Regions from separate parts of the Homo sapiens genome. Here region 1 is linked to region 2. Evidence: read pairs that join two places in POLR2A ChIA-PET (ENCODE). Cell type or tissue: CD4-positive, alpha-beta T cell. All regions are shown on one strand. Each heading gives the region's core, and the rest is flanking DNA. Links, peaks and the distances in the headings are about the cores only.

Region 1 (9,024 bases), core at 331-8,330, 110 kb after region 2:
CCGGGAAAGGGTGGAGCAGGAGGGGCCCTGGTGAGAAGCTCCCAGAACAGACACAAAGAGTAATGAGCCTCGGCAGGGGGGAATCCGGAAAGAGGGGAAATGGTTCTCCACCCACCATCAGTCCTGCATTCCAGCGTCCAGCAGAAGGGGAGTGGGAACCTGTGAGGCAGGTTTAACTTCAGAGTAGACTCAGAGATGACCCGATAGGGGTGGGTCAGCTCTTACTGCCCACTCCACATTCTCCCACAAAGGGCTTGAGCTGATGGCTCTGGGGAAACTAGGTGGTGGAGAGATGAGAGGATTAGGGAGGATTGGAAGGCCTGCAGTCCTTCCGCCTTTGCTTTAACATTTAGGCTGGAAATTCCTTGCTCAGCCTGGAGGAGGGAGGTGTTCGGAACAGCAACTGAGGTGTAAGGATGGGGTCTATACACAAAACAGGGAGAGACTGATTCCCATCCTCTTCTTTAAAGACTGAGGGTGACTCCAGTGTGTTGGAGACAGTGAGAAGGCCCTGTGGTGGGGTGGGCTGGAGGGAGGAAGGGATCGCCTGGGAGGCTCCCCTGGGCTCCTTTCAGCTACTCTCAGTGGAGGGTATACCCATGCAGGGGGCCCTCCCACAGGAGAAATCCCAGGGCTGCTGAGTTAAGGGTAGAGCTGTTGAGACAGAGGGAGATCTGGGGTAGAACCCAAAGGAAAAGGAATCTGGGGTGGAATGGGAATCCTCCTGCCCAGCCCTGCATCTGGCACATAGGTGGAGCTCCGTAAATACTTTAGGTTTAAGTAATTAATAAACATGGGGTGCTAGGAGAGGTCAGTGGGGGTCATCAGAAAGTGCAGTCAGGTAGACTGCAGAGAGACAAGAGGTGGGGGCAAGGGTACAAGCTTCAGAGGCAGCTGCGGAGCAGGGGGAGGATGCGGGTGGCAGCTGGGTGCAGGACCCAGTCTGATATCAAGACTTCTGGAATTTCAGCACCCTATTTGGAGTCCCTGGCACTGCCTGTGGAGGTGGGAACGGGTTCTCAGGGCTTGGGCCAGGCCCTCTTCCCCAGGGGTGGGAGAGTCGAGGAATGCCCTGACACTTAGTATCATTGCTTCGGTTGGGTTTGTGCCCTAGGGGTTATTTTCCAAGGATAAAGGAAGAGGAAGGGTCAGCGCTGAGAAGCGTGTGGCTGCCCAGAAACCTCCAGGCGCTGAAGCTCAGAGAAGTCGGGGAACCTGGCCCTTCTAGGAGCCCCTCAGCTCCCTGGCCCAGCCCCACCAGGAATGGCCTTGCCTGTGCTTATGTCCTTTGCCCATTCTGACCCTGGTGCTGTTGGCTTCTCCTCAGGTGCAACCCCAGTATCCCAATGCCATATCCCCCAGCCTATCGCCTCACTCAAATCTGCCCAGAGATTAGGGGAGGGCAAAGGGATGAATAGGGCACTTGGTGTCAAAAGACCTGGATTCGGCCAGGTGGCTCATGCCTGTAATCCCAGCACTTTGAGAGGTTGAGGTGGGAGAATCGCTTATGGCCAGGAATTTGAGACCAGCCTGGGCAGTATAACAAGACCCTGTCTCTATGAAATAATAAAATATTTCAATATTTCACAATATTCCCCACTGCTGGCTTAGTGATCTTGAGCAGCCTTTACTAGCTTGGTCTCTCCTCAGCTGTAGAATGAGAAAAATAGTAATATCCACTTAGAGAGTTTTCATGAGGACCAAATGAGATGACGTGCCTGGAAGAGCTTTGGCAGCTGAGAAGCCAGCTGACCTCCCCTCCTGTCTGCTTTGCCCCATTTGCTCCTTTTCTTCCCAGCCCCCTTGTTCTTTTGCACTTACTACTCTCCAGCCTTCTGCTCCCTGCTCACCACTATTTTTTTCCATCTAACATGGGCTCAGGGCAGGGTGGCTAAGACTGAGTCTTTGAAAAGGGGGGTGAAATGGAAGAACAGAGTGGCCAAGAACCTATCTCCAGATCATCCAGTCAGCCGGCTCTGTCTCTGTCAGCCTCTTTCCTGGCCTAGGCTGGGCAGGTTCTGCCAGCAGTGTTTAGGGAACTATCCTGTGAGCAGCTAGGAGAGCAGGGCTGGAGCTTGGGAGAGGCATGGGGCAGGAGGTATGGATGCCAGGGTCACAGCTAACCTGCGGGGCCTTTACACAAATTGCAGAGAGGGAGCCTCTTCCTTGTTTCCTGGCAGGGTGTGCCTGTACACTGAACACCCTGCACGGCCACGTGCAACGGGCCCACCTGGAGCATCCCCCTCAAGGATTTGGGTGAAACCCAGTTGTGGGTGAGGTGGCCTAAGGGAAAGGATCAGGGAAAAGAAGGAGCAGAGTCAGCACAGAGGGACTTGAGGCAAGAAGAAGAGGAAGAGACAGAGGGAGAAGAGGAGAAAGAGGAGAAGGCCTAGATCTCTAAGTTCCCAGGAAGAGACCAGGAGAGAGGACGTCATGAAAGCCAAGAAGAATGAGGTTCAAGGAAGGGGGGCCCACAGGGCCAGGTGCACAAAAGGATCAGGGAGGCTGAGGACAAAAAGAGCACTTTCAGTAGAGCGATGGAGCCTGGAGCCGGGGTGTGGACTGAGAGGGAGGAGAGAGAGGACCAAGTGGAGGCAAAATGTAGACTTTTCTTTCAAGCAGTTTATCAGCGACGGACAGGAGAAATCGGGAGGCCAAGCGGTTGTTAGGTCGCAGAACTGATGGACGGTTGCCTTAGGATGAGACAGTTTAGTAAAGCTGATCAGTAATTAAACAAGCAATAGCACTAAAGTGTGGTTGGTGCTATGCCTGGGTGAGTCCAGGGAACAATGGAAGCCCAAATCAGTAAACACTAATCCTGCTTGAGATTCTGGGGGAGTGGAGTGACATTTAAGCTGCAACCTGAAAAGTGATATCCTAGTAGGTGGCAGAGCTGGGATGTGTTGTGTGTAACCTCTCTAGGCTCCTTCCTCCCCAATCAGAAGCGTGTGGCAGAGGCAGGAGGACACCGTGGCACATTAGGTGAACTCTGTGTTCTAACCATGAGGCATAAGAAGGTGAGTCAGTGGTCTTGAGATCCCAACAGCAGTTACACAACATGGCTTCATGATGAGACCAGCCACACAAGAAACACTGCGTATCCTGGGGGTGGGAGAGAAAAAATGGTGGGCTTCACTGAGGGATGAGAAGGCAGGAGAGGTGGAAGCTCAGGGACAAAGAAGCCTTAAAACATGGCTGAAAGGGCTGGGCCTTGGGTGGGGAAGCAAAGGCAAACAGAAGAGTTTAGTGGAAAAGGAGGAAGCCCGGGACTGAGGTGGCACGGCAGTTGGAAGCTGCAGAGAAAGCACAGGAGCGTGAGATGGGGAAGGTGAGAGAGAGTATCAGAATCTGGGGTCAGAGCAGCTGGTGATGTCACTTCAGGGTGCTGAAGGCACTGAAAATCATGGGGTTAAGAATCTTTGGGAAAAGAGAGGATGGAGAAACAAGATTTTGGAGTTGGACAGATCTCAGTTTGAATCCCAGCTCTGCTTGTTTCCTTGCTAGGTGACCTTGGTCAAGTTGGGTGCCTAAGTTGGGTGCCCAAGTCGGCGAGCTTCTCTGATCTCCAGCTTCCTTATCGGTTTGTTGCAGAGATTAAGCATGTATGATAGGGCCTGGGGCGGAGCAGGTGCTTGTTAAGTGTGCCTCCTCCTCCTGGAAGAATCATCAACATGGAGCTTTAAGGCTGTCGGTTTAGTTCACTTCCACCAATAGTGACCTGGGAATACAAAGATAAATACAACTAGACAATAATAATCAAGGAGATTATTATTAGAGGGAACAGATCATTGGACAAACAAAATACAGTGTGATTGGTGCTATGACAAGCTCCAGAGGACTGTCAGAGAAAGGAAGAATTCATTAATTCATTAACGCTTTGTAAGGCACCTAATGCCAGCATGGTCTAGGATCTGAGAATACAGCACAGAAAAGCCACAAGGTTGCTGCTTTCATGGAGCTTGCGTTCTACGTGCTGAAGGACTGGGGTCATGGAGAACTTCACGGAGGTCAAATGAATGCTCAGACAGGGCTTCAAAAAGTGAGTAAAAAGCCAGGCACGGTGGCTCACACCTGTAATCCCAGTATTTTGGGAGGCTGAGGCGGGCGGATCACCTGAGGTTGGGAGTTCGAGACCAGCCTGACCAACATGGAGAAACCCTGTCTCTACTAAAAATACAAAATTAGCTGGGCGTGGTGGCACATGCCTGTAATTCCAGCTACTCGGGAGGCTGAGGTAGGAGAATTGCTTGAATCCAGGAGGTGGAGGTTGCGGTGAGCTGAGATCACGCCATTGCACTCCAGCCTGGGTAACAAGAGTGAAACACTGTCTCAAAAAAAAAAAAAAAAAAAAAAAAAAAGAGCAAAAACTTGCTAGAGGAGCCCGGGGGCTAAGGGTAAGATTTCGCAGATAGAACACTTGGCACCGTGGCTTTTTATAGCATCCACCAGAATCCCCTCCTCTGAGACTCAGAACCATATCTCCTGCTGGTGGATATTATCCCTAATTGGAGGTTTCAAGGAAACCTTAAGCTTTTCACATATAAGGCTGAGCCTATGATCTTCCTGCATCTGTGGGTTTTCTTGTTTTAAAACATTTAGATTTATAGACGGGCGTGGTGGCACATGCCTGTAATCCCAGCTACTCGGGAGGCTGAGGCAGGAGATTCGCTTGAACCCAGGAGGCGGAGGTTGTGGTGAGCCAAGATCGCGCCATTGCACTCCAGCCTGGGCAACAAGAGTGAAACTCCATCTCAAAAAAAAAAAAAAAATTAATGTATTGATGCACAATTTGCCTACAGTAGCATTCACCCTTTTTAGGTATACAGTTTGATGGGTTTTGACAAATGGATGCAGCTGTGGAAATGCCACCATAATCAAAATACATAATTTTTATCCCTTCAAAAAGCTCCAGGCTGGGTGTGGTGGCTCACACCTGTAATCCCAGCACTTTGGGAGGGTGAGGCGGGTGGATCACGAGTTCAGAAGTTCAAGACCAACCTGGCCAAGATGGTGAAACCCCATCTCTACTAAAAATACAAAAAAATTAGCGGGGCATGGGGATGGGCGCCTGTAGTCCCAGCTACTCAGGAGGCTGAGGCAAGAGAATTGCTTGAACCTGGGAGGAGGAGGTTGCAGTGAGCTGAGATGGCGCAACTGCACTCCAGCCTGGGCCACAGAGGGAGACTTCGTCTCAAAAAAAAAAAAAAAAAATCCACTGTGTTCTTTTATAGTCAAGTTCATTGCTCACCCCCACACCTCCTCCCCGACACCCCCAGCTATGGTAACCACTGATCTGTTCTCTGTCCTCATAGCTTTTCCCTTTCCATAATGTTGTATAAAATAAACTATAAAGTGTGTAGCTTTTTTGTGTAGCTTTTTACTTTTCTTTTTTTTTTTTTTTTTTGAGACTGAGTCTTGCTCTGTCGCCCAGGCTGGAGTGCAGTGGCATGATCTTGGTTCACTGCAACCTCCACCTCCCAGGTTCAAGCGATTCTCCTGCCTTAGCCTCCCGAGTAGCTGGGACTACAAGCATGAGCTACCACGTCCGGCTAATTTTTTATATTTTTAGTAGAGATGGAGTTTCACCACATTGGCCAGGCTGGTGTCAAACACCTGAGCTTGGTAATCCATCCACCTCGGCCTCCCAAAGTGCTGGGATTACAGGCATGAGCCACCACGCCTGGCCTGGTGTGTAGCTTTTTGTCTCTGGCGTCTTTCACTTAACATGATGCTTCTGTGATTCATCTATGTTATTGCAGGGTATCAGTATTTATCCTTCCTTTTAATGGCAGCATAATATTCCATTGCATAGAGTTACCATAATTTGTTTATCCATTCACCAGTAGATGAATATTTATTTTGTTCTTAGTTTTTTTCTTTACTTTTTCTAACTTTTTTTGGTAGAGATGAGGGTCTCAATATGTTGCCCAGGCTGGTCTTAAATTCCTGGCCTGAGCTCCTGACCCCAAGTGATCCTCCCACCTTGGTCTTCCAAAGTGCTGGGATTACAGGCATGAGGCACAGTGCTCAGCTCCAGTTTTTAGCAATTATGAATAAAGCTGTTTATCTTTGTGTGGATATATGTTTTCTTCCTTTTTTTCTTTTTTTTTTTTGAGAGGGAGTCTCCCCGTCTGTCACTCAGGCTGGAGTTCTATGGCCTGATTTTGGCTCACTGCAACCTCTGCTTCCAGGGTTCAAGTGATTCTCATACTTCAGCCTCCTAAGTAGCTGGAATCGCGGGTATACGCCACCATGCCTGGCTAATTTTTGTATTTTTTAGTAGAGACGGGGTTTTGCCGTGTTGGCCAGGCCGGTCTCAAACTCCTGGGCTCAAGTCATCTGCCTGCCTCAGCCTTAAAGTGCTGGGATTACAGGGGTGATCTCAGCTCACTGCACCTTCCACCTCCCAGGTTCAAGTGATTCTCCTGTCTCAGCCTCCCAAGTAGCTGGGACTAAAGGCGTGTGCCACCACACCAGGCTAATTTTTCTATTTTTACTAGAGACAGTTTCACCATGTTGGCCAGGCTGGTGTCGAACTCCTGACCTCAAGTGATCTGCCCGCCTCAGTCTCCCAAAGTGCTGGGAGTACAGGCGTGAACCACCATGCCTGGCCAAGTTTATTCTTCTAAGAAACTGCCAAAGTAGCTGTACCATTTTGCATGCCCCCAGTAACATGATGCTCTGTATCCTCACCAACACTCTGTACTGTCTGTCCTTTTTTTATTTTTATTTTTTATTTTACTTTTTTTTAAGATACAGGGTCTTGCTCTGTCACCCAGGTTGGAGTATAGTGGTTCTGTCATAGCTTACTATAGCCTGGAACTCCTGTGCCCAAGTGATACTCCTGCCTCATCCTCCTCAGGAGCTAGGACTACAGGCCCATACCACTAAACCTGGCTGGTTTTAAAAATTCATTTGTAGGCCAGGCGCGGTGGCTCACGCCTGTAAGCCCAGCACTTTGGGAGGTCAAGGCGGGAGGATCATGAGGTCAGGAGATCAAGACAATCCTGGTTAACACGGTGAAACCCCGTCTCTACTAAAAACACAAAAAATTAACCGGGACTGGTGGCAGGCACCTGTAGTCCCAGGTCCTCGGGAGGCTGACACAAGAGAACAGCGTGAACCTGGGAGGCAGAGCTTGCAGTGAGCTGAGATCGCACCACTGCACTCCAGCCTCGGCGACAGAGCGAGACTCCGTCTCAAAAAAAAAAAAAATTCTTTTGTAGAGAGGGGAGTCTTCCTTTGTTGCCCAGGCTTGTCTCGAACTATTGGGCTCAGGTGATCCTTCTGCCTCGGCCCCCCAAAATGCTGGGATTACATGCCTGAGCCACTGTGCTTGGCCTGTTATTAAAAAGGAAAAACAAAAGTTAGGCTGGATGTGGAGTCTCACACTAGTAATCACAGCACTTTGGGAGGCCGAGGCAAACGGATCACTTGAGGCCAGGAGTTCAACACCAGTCTGGGCAACACAGCAAAATCCCAGCTCTACTAAAAATACAAAAAATTAGCTGGGCATTGTCCATGCTTGTAATCCCAGCTACTCGGGAGGCCAAGGCACGAGAATCACTTGAACCCAGGAGGCAGAGGTTGCAGTGAGCTAAGGTCATGGCCCTGCACTCCAGCCTGGGCGACAGAGCAAGACCTTATATATAAAAAAAAAAAAAAATATATATATATATATATATATATATATATATATAGCTTTCTAGTGGGTGTGTAATGGTATCTTGTGGTTTTAATGTGTATTTTCCTAATGACTAATGATATTGGGCATCTTTTCATGTGCTTATTTACCATCTGTATCTCTTTATTTTTGGCAACTTTTTTTTTTTTTTTTGAGATGGAGTTTTGTTCTTTTGCCCAGGCTGGAGTGCAATGGCACGATCTCGGCTCACTGCAGCCTCTGCCTCCTGGGCTTAAGCAATTCTCTTGCCTCAGTCTCCCGAGTAGCTGGGACTACAGGTGTGTGCCACCATGCCAGGCTACATTTTTTTGTATTTTTAGTAGAGACAGGGTTTCACCATGTTGGCCAGGCTGGTCTCAAACTCCTGACCTCAGGTGATCCACTTGCCTTGGCCTCCAAAGTGCTGGGATTACAGGCATGAACCACCATGCCCGGCCTGTTTTCTTCTTCTTTTTTTTTTTTTTTGAGACAGAGTTTCACTCCCTCACCCAGGCTGGAGTACAGTGGCGGGATCTTGGTTCACTGCAACATTTGCCTCCCGGATTCAAGTGATTCTTGAGCCTCAGCCTCCAGAGTAGCTGGGATTATAGTCACATGCCACCATGCCTGGCTAATTTTTGTATATTTTGTAGAGACAGGGTTTTGCCATGTTGCCCAGGCTGGTCTCAAACTCCTGAGCTCAAGCAATACTCCCGCCTCAGCCTCCCAAAGTGCTGGGATTACACGCTTGAGCCACTGCACCCTGCCCCATCTGTATCTCTCTCTCTTTTTTTTTTTTTAGAGACCGAGTCTTGTTCTGTTGCCCAGGCTGGATTGTGCAGTGGCACAGTCTCAGCTCACTGCAACCTCTGCCTCCCGAGTTCTAGCAATTCTCCTGCCTCAGCCTCCCAAGTGGCTGGGATTACAGGTGCATGCTGCCACACCAGGCTAGTTTTTTGTATTTCAGTAGAGACAGGGTTTCACGGTGTTGCCCAGGTTGGTCTCAAACTCCTGAGCTCAGGCAGTCCACCCGCCTCAGCCTCCCAAAGTGCTACGATTACAGGTGTGAGCCACCATGCCCGGCCTGTATCTCTTTTTTGATGAAATATCTGTTCAGATCTTTTGCCCATTTAAAAAATTTGGTTGTCTCTTTTTTATTATTGAATGTTGAGAGTTTTGAAAATATGTCTGGATTCAAGTTCTTCTTCATGAAATTTGCAACTATTTTCTCCCAGTCTGTGGCTATCTTTTCATTCTCTTAATGTCTTTTGAAGAGAAGTTCTTAATTGTGACAAAGCCCAGTTTATCAAGTTTTTATTTTATGGATTATGCTTTGATGCTGTATTTAAGAAATCTAGCAG
Region 2 (9,024 bases), core at 645-8,644:
CTCAGAGTCACAGGACAGAGAGCCTCACCTCTGCACGAAACGCCTGTCCCATCGATGGTCACCTTACATACTGCACAGACTGGAGGTTTCTTCCGGAAAACCTTCTCCCGGAAGCTATGAGGCTCAGCTTTCCTAGGCTGAAGGTGGAGGGACAAACAGAGGTGTGAGTTCCCAGTGGGCCCATCTCCATCTCCGGGACTGGGCAGGAGCCTTGCCTTAGCACTGCACTGGTTTTCTCCGTCCAGATCAAGCCCTCAAACTTGTAGGACGCACTTGGCCACAGCTGCTTCAGGGCGGTCATGGGGCCTGTCCTCAACTGTGCATGGAATCTGACCCCTTGCGTCACCTTTGCTGGGTCAGCTCCTCCCCAGGGGATCACTTGGGCCCCTCACATGGCCCTGGTGTGTGATGCCCTTGTGGAAAAGCCTCCATGCTCAGGCTTTCCCCCTGGTGTGGTAAGGGTACTCCCTGACTCTTCCCATCTTGTCCTCCCCGCATGGAGACCTGTGTGCAGAGTGAGCAGGGAGGTTCCAAACATATGTGTTGTATGTCAGTCCTGCAGCACCAGACTGAGCCGGCAGGAGTGGCCTCAGCCAGTCCTGCTCCTTTAGCTCCTGCTGTCCCCACGCTCCAGGCAGCTGACATGCCCTCCTCCCCCACGGTCAGAACAACATGTTTACTCATTGTGCACTGAGGCAGCAGACAGCAATTGTGTAATGGGGGTGGTCATGCTGGAGGGAAACAGATAGAAGCCTGTCACTGGGGAGAGATGTTTAGCTGGCTTTGGATGCTGTGAGTTCTCCCCCGACCCCCTGCACCCTGGCACTTGGGATTCACGCATTGAATGAGAAAGGAGTGGACCAGATTCCCTGTTCAGCCCCTCCTGACCCAGAGATGCAGTGAGGCAGGAGCCTGGGATGCCCCCTTATGGCCCAGGCCTATCTCAGTCCCTTCCCCTCCCACTGTGGGTTCTCTCCTCCCATCCTCTGTCTGGGGACAGCTTGTCTCCTTGCCATCTCTCTGTTTTACCCATATTCCCCCTCCTCTGGAGTTCAGACTCCTGCTGTCCTCCTCCCGGGGACCCATCACAGTAGTATCTCAGGTTGTCCTGAGCTGCTGCTTTTGGGGCAAGGCTGGGAAGTTGGGAAAGGGAGTGATGGGGATGTGGGCAGCACCTCTGGTTTCTTGACTGTCCCTGCAACTCTTCTGGGCTGGATCAACTTTGTGGGACCCACTAAGACACTTGGGAGCATGTTGGCATTAGCAGCAGATATGGATGTTGTCAGTGGAAAGCAAACCTCCAGTTCCAAAGCACTCCTGACTCCCTCTCCTCTCTCTTTTTCCACCCTGCCACCCCATTTCCCTCAAACTTCCCTGGGCCAGGGAAGGGGCCTGATGATCTCTGAGCCTGCTGGAGGATACCTGGATAGCGCATGGCAAAGTCCTGCAGTGAGGCACCTGGGGCTTATGTTGGGGGGCCAGGACCTCCTGGGGTTGGCCCAGGCTAGAGCAGGGAAGGTGAGAGGAGCCAAAACAGACAGCAGGACCTACTCTAACCCAAACATCCCCTCACACTACAGCCCTGGCCACTCCGGAGGGGATGCTGGGCCAGGGAAGAAGGCTGAGGAAGCTGAAATTGGGAAGAAGGCCTGGCCTGATTCCTGGTCCCCTCCCCCACTGCCCGCACCTCCACCCCTGCCCCTCTTTTGCCCAGCTGGTGGGCACTCCTACCCTGCTTGCGGCCCGGCTGCTGTCCCTCCTCCCCAGGGCTCTGAGCAGCCTCTCCACAGGGCCGCTGGACTTCATGGTGTTCGGCTGGCTGGGGTGCTGGCCCCAGGGCCTGAACAATGCTGGGGCCTGGCCCGGGGCTTCCTGGAAGCGGCCTGGCGGAGGCAGCCGCTTCCCCTGGGCGGAGGGTAGGCTGTCTGGCTGGTGTGAGGAGAAGCCCGGCCCTGGAAGTGGAGGGAAGTGCAGGCGGGAAGGGGGCAGGTCGCTGCTCCAGGAAGTGGAGGGGGGAGGATGTGGGGGAGGCCAGGAGATCAGATTCCCAGGATCTACCCTGCTGGGAGTGTCAGCCTGTGATCTTTTGCTCCCCCTACTCCCCCAACTCTGGAGTTGTCCCACACCTGGGACACCACACTCTCCAGGGATCTGCAGGGATCCATGGTCTTGAGATTCTGCCCCCACCCCCGGTGGGGCCGGGTGAGAATTCTGGTCTCGGGGCAGGGCTAAAGGGCAAGTGGGGAACAGTGTGTCCCAGCCAGGCTCCAGCCTGAACTCTCAAGCTCTCGAGGGACTTCCGCTGGGGAGGGAGTGGAGCTGGGAACTACTACCAGCAGGCAGGCCCAGGATCCCGAGTGTGTCCTGAGAGTCAGGTAAAAATGGGACTGGGGGCCCCCTTCCTGTCTCAGTTTCACTCGTTATGAAGTAGGAAAAGGAAAGCATGCACCGCCCACCTTTACCCTCAATACACCTTGCAAGGCCAAGTTCCAGCCACAAGACTGCTTTGCTCAGGTTTGGGGAGTAATCCATTCTCCTGCCACAGCCTAAGGCATATGAGGCCCTTCTCCTGAAAGCCCCCAGGTTTCTGCTCCTGACACAGTGCCCCCCACTCACCCATTCCCTGGCTTTGTTTCAGACATGATCTCACAGATCCCTAGCCCTCTTTCCAGCCCTGCAACTTGGGCTCTCTACCCAAGGGCTGCACCCTCCCCCCGCGGCAACCCCGAAGCCTGAGTACTACCTTCATGGCTCTCCTGGGTCTGCTCTCCTTCCTCAGCAGCTGTCCCAGGGCCTGAGGACTGGACAGGAGGTCCCCCCTCCCAACACATACTCCACCCCCATCCATGGGCCTCCGGCCTCCCTCCTGGGAACATGGCCAACTTCCCGTCCTGGGAGTCAAGGGAGGGAGGTGGATGGGGCCTTGAAAAAGGGGGAGTAATCTTCCTAAAAGCTAAGGGGTTAATGGCCTGGGAGTCTTCAGCCCCAAGCTGTGGACAGCAGCCCCTGGGACAGGCTATAGCTGTCACTTGAAAGAATGTGCAAATGTGCCCCTCTCATTTGCATGGTATTTATTGAATGTCCCAGTACTCAGGCAACTCCCCCAGCCCTGGCTTCTCCCACGGAGTCCCTTCTACTTGCTTCCTGCTCCTTCATATCCACCAGGATGGGTTCCCTGGGATGAAGAATCCTGCATTCTCTGGGGTGAGGCCTGCTGTGGGTGCCCACTTGAGACCCTTGCGAGGACCTGACTGGATTGGGCCTAGCCTGACACCTCTCCCTGGAAGCTCCAATTTTCCAGGCCAAGAAATGTGTCCCCAGGATATCCTGGCCAGAAGGTGGCATCTGTGTGGCAGGCCTGGGCTCCCTGCCTGTAACTGGAGAGGAGCACGGGCTCTGTGACCCACCCCCATCCTGCCAGCCTGGCTGTGTCCCAGCACATTCCAGGCCCCCGGCCAGTGTGGGCAACCGGGCCTGGCCTTGTCGAGCCCCCAGCCCTGCTTGGGGGAGATGGGGCAGTGTGACAAGGTGGGCAGTGGGGGTGGCTTTTTTCTGTCCAGTCCCAGCTTCTGCTCCTATGGCACATGGCCCTGACCAGGACTCCTCTACATGCTTCACTCTCCTGCTGCCTCCATAGGGGCTGAAAGTCCCCTCACCTGGAACAGGTCCCCAGACATCCTCTCACCTTCACTGGTCTCACACTCCCCACCCAGACCCAGCAAGGAGGTGCCCAAGCAGTGAGCTCGGTGAGGGGTGGGGTGGTCAGGATCCACTGTGGCTGTGAGTCCCTCCCATCCTGTGGCACTCGCACCTCGGAAGGGAAGCAGGGATGGGATCCCTATGAGCCAGTCCCGAGGGGAAAAGTAGCTCACTTGAGGAGGGCTGGGAAGGCATCACTAGACCCTCTTGGACCCTCACCCTCCTCCCGCCTGTAACATTCCAGAGCCTGTCAACCTCTCCCCCAGCCGGGCCCCCTCTCTCTCCGAAGTCTTGGGTTTGTTTGGAGAAACCCCTCCACCCACACCCCCCTTTCTGGAAATAGCTGTGGTTGGAAGGGAGGCTGGGAGCCCGGCCGCCGCGGAGGAGGGGTAAGGCCCAGGGAAGGAGCGAGGGAGGGCGGCGGCTCTGGGGGTGTTCCCAGAAGGGTCTGGAGGATGGGGGCAGACTGGAGGGGGCCGCAGAGCGGGGCTGGCGAGTCGAATCAGCCTCATCTGTGCCCGCTTACGGCCTCTGTCCCACATGTGAAGCAGGAAAGGAAAACGTTCGCCCGCACCCTGCCAGGCCGGGGCCCGAGCGCCGCTGCCAGCTGCTGCCGGGTCCCGGGCCTGCGTGTGTGGCACGGCGTGCGGCCCCGTGCGCCCCGGGTGCTGGAAGGCGTGGCGGCCTGATCGAGTAGGGCCGCGGCCGCGCCCCGCCCCCTAGTCACTGTCCCGGCCTCCCGCTGCTCCCAGCTCTCCGCGGCCAGCCAGAGCCCCCGGCCCCAGCCCTGGGCCGCGCCCCGCGCCCCGCGCCCTCTCGACCTCCGGCGGCCCCGCGCCCCCTGGCGCCCGCCCCTGGCACTGCCCGCGCGGCCGTGACGCAGAGACCGCCGCCCGCCCAGCGCGGCGCGGCCACTCACCTGCGGGGGGCGCCCGGCCGGGCGGGGGCGCGGCGGGGCGGGGCAGCAGCAGGGGGAGCCGCCGGGCCAGCCCATCCCGCCCGTGCCCGCGCCGAGCGGACGCGGAGGAGGAGGCGGTGGCAGTGGCGGGAGCGGGCGGCCGGGCTCGGCTGGGCTCCCTCCCGCCCCCGCCGCGCCCCGCGCCCGCGCCCGCGCCCGTGGCAGCCCGCTCCTCCTCCTCCTCCCTCCCGGCTCCAATCCCCACGTTCCGCCAGCTCCCCACCCCTCGGCCTCCTCTCCTCCCCACCTTCTCCCGCGAACCCACACTCACAAAGAGCCGAGGGGAGAGAGGGTGCGCAGACGGCCAGCCGGGCCGCGCCAGGGACATACTGGAGACAGGAAGTGGCTGAGAGGGGGAGAGAGTTGGAGAGAGACGGCCGCGGAGGACACGGGGACGGGAAAGTCTGAGAGACGGGGAGAGCCTGACCCGGCGGGACACAGGCAGAAAGAAACACGCGAGCCAGACAGACGCAGAAGAAACGGTGGGCGTAGGTCTAGAAGGGACTAGGAACAAGGGGACAGGGAACTGCCGCGCAGCGTCAGCCTCTTACCCTCCCCACAGGAGTGTGCCTGGGCTTGGGCCTGACCTGAGAGGACCACCCGTGGCTTAGCCTGGTGGTGCTAGCGTCCCCTACCCAGGCGGGCGCCTGAATCAGGTGAAGACACCTGGTGTTACTTTTGGCCCAAGTCATTGGACACCCTTCCCTGGTCCTCTGCCCCACAGGAGACTTCTCCTGGGCTAGTATTCTCAAAGGATTCACAGCTGGGGACCTTTCCGTCAGGCTCAAGCCCCCATCTCCACCCGCAAGCAGCTCCAGCCATCCCATCCACTGCCCTGCTTTATTCATTGAGACGGGAGTCTGTCTCTGTCGCCCAGGCTGGAGTGCAGTGGCGCCATCTCGGCTCACTGCAACCTCTGCCTCCCAGGCTCAAGCGATCCTCCCACCTCAGCCTCCCGAGTAGCTGGGACTACAAGATGGGCGCCGCCACGCCCAGCTAATTTTTTGTAGAGATGGGTTTTCGCCATGTTGCCCAGGCTGGTCTCCAATTCTTGAGCTCAAGCGATTTCCCCTTCTTGGCCTCCCAAAGTGCTGGGATTACAGACGTGAGCCACCGTGCCCGGCCCATTGCCCTATTTTAAAGAGCTGGACCGTCATTCCCAGTTCGCAGGAGACCTCTGAGAAGGTCTTCCTTACATTTAACTTGAGTCCAGCCTTTCCAAATGGAGATGGAAGTTCTTTCTATGGTCTGACCTCATTCCCTTCTTTTGCAGTGCCTGGTACTGGATAGGAACTTCATGGAATGGAGCTAATGGGCCGTAGGGCAGGTTTGAGTCGTGCCACCCTGGAGCAGAAGGTGGAGGGTAGGGATAAGGTAGGGGACATCTTCCTAGAAGTTCTGAACCTGTTGCCATTCCTACATTCCCCCAACGTCCTTTAGCAGTGAGCACTTCCTGAAACTTTCTCCCTCCTTCACCCTCCCTGCTGGATTTTCCATGATGAAAAGGGGCGGGGGGAAGGAAGGTTGGAATTCTGAGAACCCAGTGCCCAGGGCTCAATGCCCAGTGCTTGCCCAAAGTAGCCAGTACCACTGGCTCTAAGGCCTTCTTTCCCTCCCCGTCTCATCTCAACTGGGTCCCTTGTCTTTGGCAAAGGCTGAGAAGTCTGGTTCTCATTTCCAGGGGGTGGAGCACCTGATTCCAATCTTGCCACAGGGAAGAAGAGTCTGTGAAGAAGTGCGTGATGACTGTGTGTCCCCCCCCACCCAGAAATTGGCATTTGGGAGGGGTGGATATGGTTGGGACTGGGGAGCCTTGATCTTACTGCTCTTGGTTGAGTTGGTGTCCAATAGACAGTTTCAGAGGTTAGAGCAGTGGGAGTCACTGGGGACTGGGGACAGGAGAGGTGGGGGTGGGGGAAGCCAGGCGGGAATGAGTAGGGAGGCACTGGGAGGAGGGGAGAGGCAAGAGTTAGGGGAATACCGAGGAAAGTGGCAGGGATTGGAGGCTCCTGGAGAAAGGGCAAGGCTGAAGGTTGTCCCATGTATTTTGGCCAGATTTGATTATGTAATCGAGAATCATGAGATAATTAAGTGTGTTCATGTCTCTGGAGCCTTCAACCAGCTCTTTTAACATCTTGCTCTTCCCAGCATTCCTTAGGGTCTTTGGCTGGGCTCTGGGATGGATGCCATGGGAGTACCTTTACTTAAGCTCTAAAGTTACCAATGGAGAGACTGGGACTCAAAGAGGAACTTGATTGGACCCCAGAGAGGTGAGGGGTAAGGGCTAGAACCTCACACATGCTGGTTTTGCTGCTGCCTGGCAGGCCCATGGGAAGAACTTTAGAGGTTCCAAGGAATTGGAAAAGGGTCACAAGATGGGTGGCCAAACTCCCAGCTCAGGCTTGATTCCTACTCTCAATGTGGGGATAGTGGAGAAGGGGGCTGCAGGAAGGGCTGAGAAAAGCTGAGAATGAGAAGTTATACAGGAGGTAGCTTGGTGGGAGTGAAACAAAAATGAGTGGTTCATGGGCCAGCCAGGCATCCTGATTTCCAGCTCACAGCAGCAGGAGCTTCAGAGAGGAAGAAGGAGAGGAGGAGAAAGCCAGGTTGATGTTAGTAAAGGTCAAACAATTTCAGGAGCACCTCTGACCTCCCTCCACACAGGTTTTCTTACCTTGACTATGCAGAGGGTGGTCCATCTTGGCACTGAAGATGGAACCCCCTCTTCCATGGTCTGGGGTGACCCCATGCCTGTAACTGAATGTGCTCAGATCCTTGGGGTGCGGGGACTGTAGGGGGAGGATTTGAAGGTGTGGGACTGTCCTGGCTGGAGACCACTGGGTCAGGAGAACTCCAGTAGAGGGTTTGGGTGCTGGGAACCAGGAAGAGTGGGGGAAGGGGCAGAGCCAACTCCAGAGGCGGATCTCCTGGCTGAGGACAGAGGGTGTATTGTCCAAGCTGGAGGTTGCTGTAGCTGGGCGGGGAGCAGCTCAGCTCGTCTCTTCCAAATTTCTTTTGGGGGAGGGTAAGGGAAGGCAAGCCCCCCTTTACTTGTGGCCCTGGGGGCTACAATGGTTGCTGAGAAACAAGGCTTATTTGACAAATAATGCTTCCCAGGAGCAGATGTGTAGCTCTCTCACTTCCTGAGAAACCAGATGCTGTGAGCTCGCTTAGCACTTGAGGCGACGCCCTCAGCACGAACTGGGACCCTAGTGCCTTGGGATCCGGAGTATAGTGCTTGATTCTATTGAGAAGAAACGAGGCTAATGTGGACTGGGAGACACACGGGACCTAATCAGCCTCAAGTTAGCCCTTTTGAAGTAGGTTGCTGCACCTGCACTTTCCCCCTACTCGTCCACTAGTTCAAGATTTACAAGACGTTGACAATGAGGGCTGACCAGTCCTGGGTCCACTCCTGCAGCTGGGGGGCTTCTCGGTGGACCCACACTTTTTTTTTGAGACAGGGTCTTGCTCTGTTGCCCAGGCTGGAGTGTAGTGGTGTGATCACAGCTCACTGCAGCCTTGACCTCCTGGGTTCAAGTGATCCTTCCTCCCAAGTAGCTGCAACTATGGGCATACACCACCATACCTGGATAATTTTTCTATTTTTTTGTAGAGACAGGGTCTTGCCATGTTGCCCTGACTAGTCTCAAACTTCTAGGCTCAAGCGATTCTCCTGCCTCATCCTCCCAAAGTGCTGGGATTACAGGTGTGAGCAACCATTGAGACAAGAGTCTCGCTCTGTCACCCAGGCCGGAGTGCAGTGGTGCGATCCCGGTCCACTGCAACCTCCACTTCCCGGGTTCAAGCGATTCTTCTGCCTCAGCCTCCTGAGTAGCTGGGACTACAGGTGTACACCACCATGCCTAGCTAATTTTTGTATTTTTAGTAGAGACGGGGTTTCACCCTATTAGCCAGGCTGGTCTAGAACTCCTGACCACATGATGTGCCCGCCTTGGCCTCCCAAAGTGCTGGGATTACAGCTGTGAGCCATGGCACCTGGCCACACACGTCTTTTTAAATTTAAATGAGGATGTGGCCATATTACAGCCCAGGTTTTCTCTGACTTTAGAGTACCTTTTGGGACATAGGGCCTTCCTCTCTACCCTTTCTGTACACAGCCATCATAAACCTCTTTCAACAAGCCTTTCCTATTTTTATGTTCCTTCTTTCCATCATTTACCTAGACCTCATTATTGCACAGCTGAGAGTGGCTTGAAACAAAGGCTTGGAGAATGTGAGTGAAACTGATTCCTGTGGTGGAGAGGCAGTGAAAAAGCATTACCTTGTAGGTTTCCAGGCAGCCTGGACAATAGGGGCACCTAAACCCACATTGAAAAGCCTTCACATCATCACAGCTGAGTCTC

What was found. ChIA-PET counts read pairs that join two places held together with the same protein. Peaks named below come from ENCODE experiments on the same cell type or tissue, not always from the same donor. Only the 100,000 strongest peaks of a DNase experiment are listed, where the experiment ranks them.
Region 1: POLR2A ChIA-PET joins it to region 2 with 11 read pairs; 7 of 35 experiments call an interaction of 5 or more read pairs at or near these places.

What each region holds. Positions count from the first base shown.
Region 1 is chr12:52,936,813-52,945,836 of GRCh38, reverse strand. It overlaps a transcript of KRT8 not described here. Among named protein-coding and RNA genes, the nearest start is that of KRT18, 7.8 kb to the left of the region's middle. RefSeq lists enhancers at 1-298, 1,488-2,082. In CD4-positive, alpha-beta T cell, for the core only: no CTCF peak of the experiment used is centred there; no DNase peak of the experiment used is centred there.
Region 2 is chr12:53,042,968-53,051,991 of GRCh38, reverse strand. It overlaps TNS2 (tensin 2), which reads right to left and starts at 1,927. Exons shown (of 29, transcript NM_170754.4): 1 at 1,732-1,927; 2 at 29-137. The coding sequence starts at 1,806. It overlaps TNS2-AS1 (TNS2 antisense RNA 1), which reads left to right. Exons shown (of 4, transcript NR_033854.1): 3 at 5,931-6,031; 4 at 6,339-8,803. RefSeq lists enhancers at 2,923-3,766, 3,767-4,611, 5,309-5,358, 5,439-5,628 and silencers at 4,069-4,658, 4,729-4,798. In CD4-positive, alpha-beta T cell, for the core only: no CTCF peak of the experiment used is centred there; DNase peaks (open chromatin) are centred at 1,932, 3,427, 3,631 and 4,451; H3K4me3 peaks cover 1,463 bases; H3K27ac peaks cover 1,618 bases.